Regions from separate parts of the Homo sapiens genome. Here region 2 is linked to region 1. Evidence: read pairs that join two places in POLR2A ChIA-PET (ENCODE). Cell type or tissue: GM12878. All regions are shown on one strand. Each heading gives the region's core, and the rest is flanking DNA. Links, peaks and the distances in the headings are about the cores only. Region 1 holds the start of PRRT2 (proline rich transmembrane protein 2). Region 2 overlaps QPRT (quinolinate phosphoribosyltransferase).

Region 1 (2,898 bases), core at 119-2,618:
GGCTCTTGCCATTCAGATCGCGCTGTGATCCGTGGTGTTTCTCCTGTGCAGGTACTGGTGAGGTTTGTCCAATGGCGGCGGCAGCGGCAGCGGCGGCAGCGGCAGCAGCGGCAGCAGTAGCAGCCCCTCCCACAGCTGTGGGCTCCCTCTCGGGGGCGGAGGGGGTGCCTGTGAGCTCTCAGCCACTTCCCTCCCAACCCTGGTGAGCTCCAAGTTGGTTGCGGGGGAGAGGGGAGAATGGAGTAGAGTCCCTTGGTACAAGCTCCTCTCCCCCCTCTTTTCCCACCAACTCCTATTTCCCTACCAACCAAGGAGCCTCCAGAAGGAAAGGAGGAAGAAATGTTTTCTTAGGGGAATTCGCTAGGTTTTAACGATTTGTTTCTCCTGCTCCTCTTCTGTCAGACCTGACCCCACACAAACCTGTCCCCTCGGTTGTGTTGAAGTCCCCTGGACAGTGGGCAGGGGTGGCAGAGGACACGAGCAGCCACTGCCCGTACCCCCTCTCCTCTCTGTAAGCCCATGCCCTGTCTTCCCAGGGACTTGTGAGCCTCTTCCCTCGACGGTCCTCTTCTCTCCTTCCAGTCCTCTCCCCCTGCTGTCTGCAGCCCCTCCCCGGGGAGTTGGTGCTTTCTTTTCCTTTTTTTTTTTTTTCCAGGGGGAGGGAGGAGAGGAAGGAGGGGGATCAGAGCTGTCCCAAAGAGGGAAAGCGGTGAGGTTTGAGGAGGGGCAGAAGCAGGGCCGGCAAAGGTTGTACCTTCATAAGGTGGTATGGGGGGTTGGGGTCAGGCCCTGAACATCGTCCTACTTGAGAATCTGTCAGGGGAAAAAGTCAAGGGGAGCAGGAGGAAGAGCCAGGAGGGCCAGAGGCAGAGAAGAGATGGAGTCTTAGGGGCCAGGGTGAGCGAGGGGTCCAGGGCCTAGAGGTGCTTCCTGGGGGCGGGGGAATGCAGCCAGTGTCCCCCTCCCCTCTTCCACCCCAGCTCCAGCCCTGGTCTTGTCTTTTCATCCCTCTTCCCCACGACAGAAGAAGTTGTGGCCCTGGCCATGTCATCGTGTTCCTGTGTCCCCTGCATGTACCCCACCCTCCACCCCTTCCTTTTGCGCGGACCCCATTACAATAAATTTTAAATAAAATCCTGTTTCTGGCTCTGGATTGAATGAATTGCCCTCACTAAGAACTGCCGCCAACCCCAAGGGTTTCTTCTCGGCCTGGTGTCCGTCAATCCAGCCTTGCTCTGCCCTGTGAGGCTGTGAGGTTCTGGCTCCGCCCTCCCCAGGGGCAGCCTTACTGGCGGCAGCACAGATACAGGGCGGGGCCAAGGCTGTGGCTGTGGAGAGCAAGTTCCAGGTCTCTGGGGAATTCCCAACTCGGACAGGCCCAGAATAGCCCCTGGAGGTTTGAAGAGGCCCCGTCAGAAACCCAAACAGAGCTGCCAGACGGGAATGCCGCCCTCCCCCGTCCACACTCATGGCCGCTGCTCAGCCCCCAGCCGCATCCCTCCCCACGCGCGTCACGGCCCTGAGGCCATGGTGGGTGGATGCGGCTGCGGAAAGGCTGGGGAGTCCGAGCCCTAGGACTGGGAGCAGCGAGGTAGAGAATGAAAGCTGCACCTGTCCCTCATCCTGGGCATGGGCCACTCTGTGTTTACACGGGCTCCTCTGCCCAGCTCCTCCTGCCCCTTGGAATTCCCTTTCCTGTCCCCGCTCCGTCCTTTCCAGGGCCCCTTTTTTGAGCCTTCCAGCGCCAGTTTCTGCCGCTCCTTTCTGCAGGCTCCATTCTCTCCAAACCCCACCCTGCTCCTCCTCTGCAGCCTCCCCGCGTCTTGCCCCATCTTCCTTGCCCTCCTGCTCGTAGAGACGCCTCCACCCGGTCCTGCCTGTCTCACTGGTCCCGTCTCCTCGCAGAACCCTCTCCGTTTCCCCCAAATCCCCGTCTCTTCCAGGAATCCCGGTGACCGTTGGCGGGAGGGGCCGGGGACTTAAGAAGGAGGCGTCTCTCCTGGAGGCGCGCGTGAGAAGGGGCAGGGAGGGGGCGCGAGTGGTCCCCGGGCCGGTTGCCTGGGTAACGCGTGGCTCCCTTGGGCTGGCGGGAGGGGCCGGAGGCTCGCGAGGGGCGGGGGCGGCGACGGCGGCGGAGCGTAGGGGAGGGGACCGGAGAGGAGGGGATGAGCACACGGGAGAGGAGAAGAGGGAGACCCGCCGCCTCCCTCCCTCCCTAGCTGACTTGCTCCCTCCCGGGCTGCGGCTGCTGCAAAAGCCAGCAGCGGCAGCGGGAGCTGTCCGGAGGCCGGCGTCGAGGTGAGACCCGGGCAGACTGAGGCTGCGGGTAGGAGTGGACCGACCGACGGCTGACGCCGGGCGGACTGCACGGGAATGCGGGTGTCTGGAGGGCTGGTGGTGGTGCTGGGCGGGCTGAACCATCGGGAGGAGGCGCCAGCCCACCGAAGGCGAGGGAAGCCCCGGGAGAGGGGCTGACAGGGGATCGAAGGAGATAACCAGGTCCCCCAGAAAGGGGCGGGAGCGTCCTCGCCCTAAACGCGCAGCAAGAAAACCCGCACCGCCTGGGAGCCCAGGGAGGAGGGGAGGATGCAGAGGGAGTGGAATGCGAATGTCGGGTCCTCTGCCCAGTCGGCCTGTCGGAGTGCTATTTGCACAGCTCGTTGATTTTGGGGTGCTGGGATCTGAGAGTCTGGATCTTGTTGGATGGACCCAGGGAGAGACCCTGGAGAAGGTCCTGTTTACAAAAGGGTTAATCTTCCCCAGGGCTCTCCAAGCAGAAGACTTTGAGTAGAGCACTCCTCCCGCAGGGATGTCCCACCCTAAGGCAAAGGAAACCCCAACTTTTCTTCCTCTCCCTAGAGGCAGTGCAAGGCTGGCCCTGAGACAGGAATGTGGCCC
Region 2 (2,898 bases), core at 122-2,621, 130 kb before region 1:
GTGATTATCTTGCCTCAGCCTCACGAGTAGCTGGGACTACACGTGCTTCAGGCACTTGCTGCCATGTCCAGCTAATTTTGTAGTTTTAGTAGAGACAGGGTTTCACCATGTTGGCCAGGATGGTCTCGATCTCTTGACCTTGTGATCTGCCTCCTCGGCCTCCCAAAGTGCTGGGATTACAGGTGTGAGCCACCGCACCCGGCCTCTTTTGTTTTTTAGACGGGGTCTTGTTCTGTCACCCAGGCTGGTTGGTGTGCAGTAACATAATCATAGCTCACTGTTTGTAGCCTCCAACTTCTGGGCTCAAGTGGTCCTCCTGCCTCAGCCTGTGGAGTAGCTGGGACTGCAGGCGTGTGCCACCACACCTGGCTAATTAAAATAAATTTTTTTTTTTTTTAGAGATGGGTTCTTGCTGTGTTGCCCAGGCTGGTCTCAAACTCCCAGCCTCAAGCGATCCTCCAACCTCAGCCTCCCAAAAGTGTTGGGATTACAGGCATGAGCCACCGTGCCTGGCTCAAATCTTTTCATATGTGAACATCTCAGCATGTTTTCTTTCTTTCTTTTTTGAGATGGAGTTTCGCTCTTGTTGCCCAGACTGGAGTATAATGGCGTGATCTTGGCTCACTGCAACCTCTGCCTCCCAGGTTCAAGTGATTCTCCTGCCTCACTCTCCCAAGTAGCTGGGGATACAGGTGCCCACCACCATGCCCAGCTAATTTTTTTGCATTTTTTTTTTTAGTAGAGATGGGTTTTGCCGTGCTGGCCAGGCTGGTCTTGAACTCCTCACCTCAGGTGATCCACCCACCTTGGCCTCCCAAAGTGCTGGGATTACAGGCGCAAGTCACTGCGCCCAGCCTCATCATGTTTTTTTCTTAAAAGATAAAGACTTTTCTTTTTACTACAACCACAATACTATTGTCAAAACTAAACTTTAAAAATTTCCTTGGTGTTATCAAACATTCAATGTCCAGATTCCAGTGGTTTCATAAATAGCCTAATTTGCTTTTAGTTTGTTTGAATTAGGATCTAAGTAAAATCTACACTTTGTGATTGGTTAGTATGTTTTAAGAGTCTTTGAAACTTTATTTTTTTGATTAAAAAATGTTTAATTTAGAGATAGGGGTCTCACTATATTGCACAGGCTGGTCTCAAATGCCCCAAAGTGCTGGGATTACAGGTATGAGCCACCACACCTGACTGATTCTTTTTTTTTTTTTTTGAGATGGAATCTCACTCTGTTGCCCAGGCTGGAGTGCAGTGGCGCAACCTCGGCTCACTGCAACCTCCGCCTCCCAGATTCAAGCGATTCTCTCACCCCAGTCTCCCGAGTAGCTGGGATTACAGGCGTGCACCACCACACATGGATAAATTTTGTATTTTTTTAGTAGAGACAGCGCTTCACCATGTTGTCCAGGCTGGTCTCGAACTCCTGACCTAAGGTGATCTTAGGCCCACCTTGGCCTCCCAAAGTGCTGGGATTACAGGTGTGACCACCACGCCCAGCCAATATGTGGTCTTATGAGAGCATTGGTTCTTTTTTTTTTTTCCCTGAGGCAGGGTCTCACCCTGTTGCCTAGGCCAGAGTGCAGTAGCTCCATCATAGCTCACTGCAGCCTCCAACTCCTGGACTCAAGGGATCCTCCCACTTCAGCCTTCTGAATAGCTAGGACTACAGGCGTGTGTCACCATGCCCAGCTAATTTTTAAAATTGTTTTTGTAGAGATGGGTTCTCACTATGCTGCCCAGGCTGGTCTCAAACTCCTGGCCTCAAGCGATCCTTCTGCCTCGGCCTCCCAAAGTGTTGGGATTACAGGCATGAGCCACCGCCCCTGGCCGAGCATTGATTCTTGATCCTCATGTGCATCTGAGTCACAGAGCAGGGTGGGGGCTGGCTCTTCCCCAACCTGGATCCCTGGAAACTACCCCCAGAGATTCTGGTTCACTGGGTTGGAATGGGCCTGAGCATCTGAAAGTTTGAAAAGCTCCCTGTGATTCTGGTGTGCAGCCCAGGCAGAGGCCCCACTGTGTCCACTTCTCTTGAAAGGAGTGGTTCACACCAACACCCCCACTTCCCTACCTCCCGTGCGCTCCTCGAGCATGACAATGTGGCTTCTGCCCCCGACACATGGCACAAAAACCGCTCTGGCACAGGCCTCACAGTTGCTAAGTGCAGAGCCCCATCCTCAGTCTTCCTTCTATTTACTTCTGCTCACCTCCCAAAACCCTCTTCTCCTTCCCAGGTACCCACTCCTGATGATGCTTCTCTTTTTGTTGGACATGCCCTGTGGGTTCTTTATCTTATTATTTTATTTTAGAGACCGTGGCTTGCTCTGTCACCCAGGCTGGAGTGCAGTGGTGCAATCACAGGTCACTGCAGCCTCCAACTCCTGGACTCAAGCCGCAGCCTCCCGAGTAGCTGGCGAGTAGCTGGGACTACAGGCGTGCACCCCCATGCCCAGCTAACTTTTTCTTTTTTTCTTTTGTTTTTTGAGACGGAGTTTTGCTCTTGTTGCCCAGGCTGGAGAGCAATGGCACTATCTCGGCTTACTGCAACCTCTGCCTCCCAGGTTCAAGCGATTCTCCTGCCTCAGCCTCCTGAGTAGCTGGGATCACAGGCGCCCACCACCACGCCTGGCTAATTTTTGTATTTTTAGTAGAGACGGGGTTTTGCTATGTTGGCCCCGGAGTTCAATTTTTGTATTTTTAGTAGAGACGGGGTTTCACCGTTTTCACCAGGATGGTCTTGATCTCCTGACCTCGTGATCCTCCCGCCTCGGCCTCCCAAAGCGCTGGGATTACAGGCGTGAGCCACCGCGCCTGGCCACGGCAGCATCTCTTCTGAACTCCAGAGCCATTCCCTACCACCCTCTGGGCACCACCATCCACATCTCCTGCTGC

Evidence for each region. Peaks named below come from ENCODE experiments on the same cell type or tissue, not always from the same donor. Only the 100,000 strongest peaks of a DNase experiment are listed, where the experiment ranks them.
Region 2: POLR2A ChIA-PET joins it to region 1 with 10 read pairs; 13 of 35 experiments call an interaction of 5 or more read pairs at or near these places.

What each region holds. Positions count from the first base shown.
Region 1 is chr16:29,810,026-29,812,923 of GRCh38, forward strand. It overlaps MAZ (MYC associated zinc finger protein), which reads left to right. Exons shown (of 5, transcript NM_002383.4): 5 at 52-1,139. The coding sequence ends at 206. It overlaps PRRT2 (proline rich transmembrane protein 2), which reads left to right and starts at 2,168. Exons shown (of 4, transcript NM_145239.3): 1 at 2,168-2,298. It overlaps MVP-DT (MVP divergent transcript), which reads right to left. Exons shown (of 4, transcript NR_186424.1): 3 at 10-148. RefSeq lists silencers at 1,541-1,620, 2,021-2,170. In GM12878, for the core only: no CTCF peak of the experiment used is centred there; a DNase peak (open chromatin) is centred at 1,316; H3K4me3 peaks cover 1,921 bases; H3K27ac peaks cover 26 bases.
Region 2 is chr16:29,681,824-29,684,721 of GRCh38, forward strand. The region is part of intron 1 of QPRT (quinolinate phosphoribosyltransferase); the gene reads left to right. Among named protein-coding and RNA genes, the nearest start is that of QPRT, 4.1 kb to the left of the region's middle. In GM12878, for the core only: no CTCF peak of the experiment used is centred there; no DNase peak of the experiment used is centred there.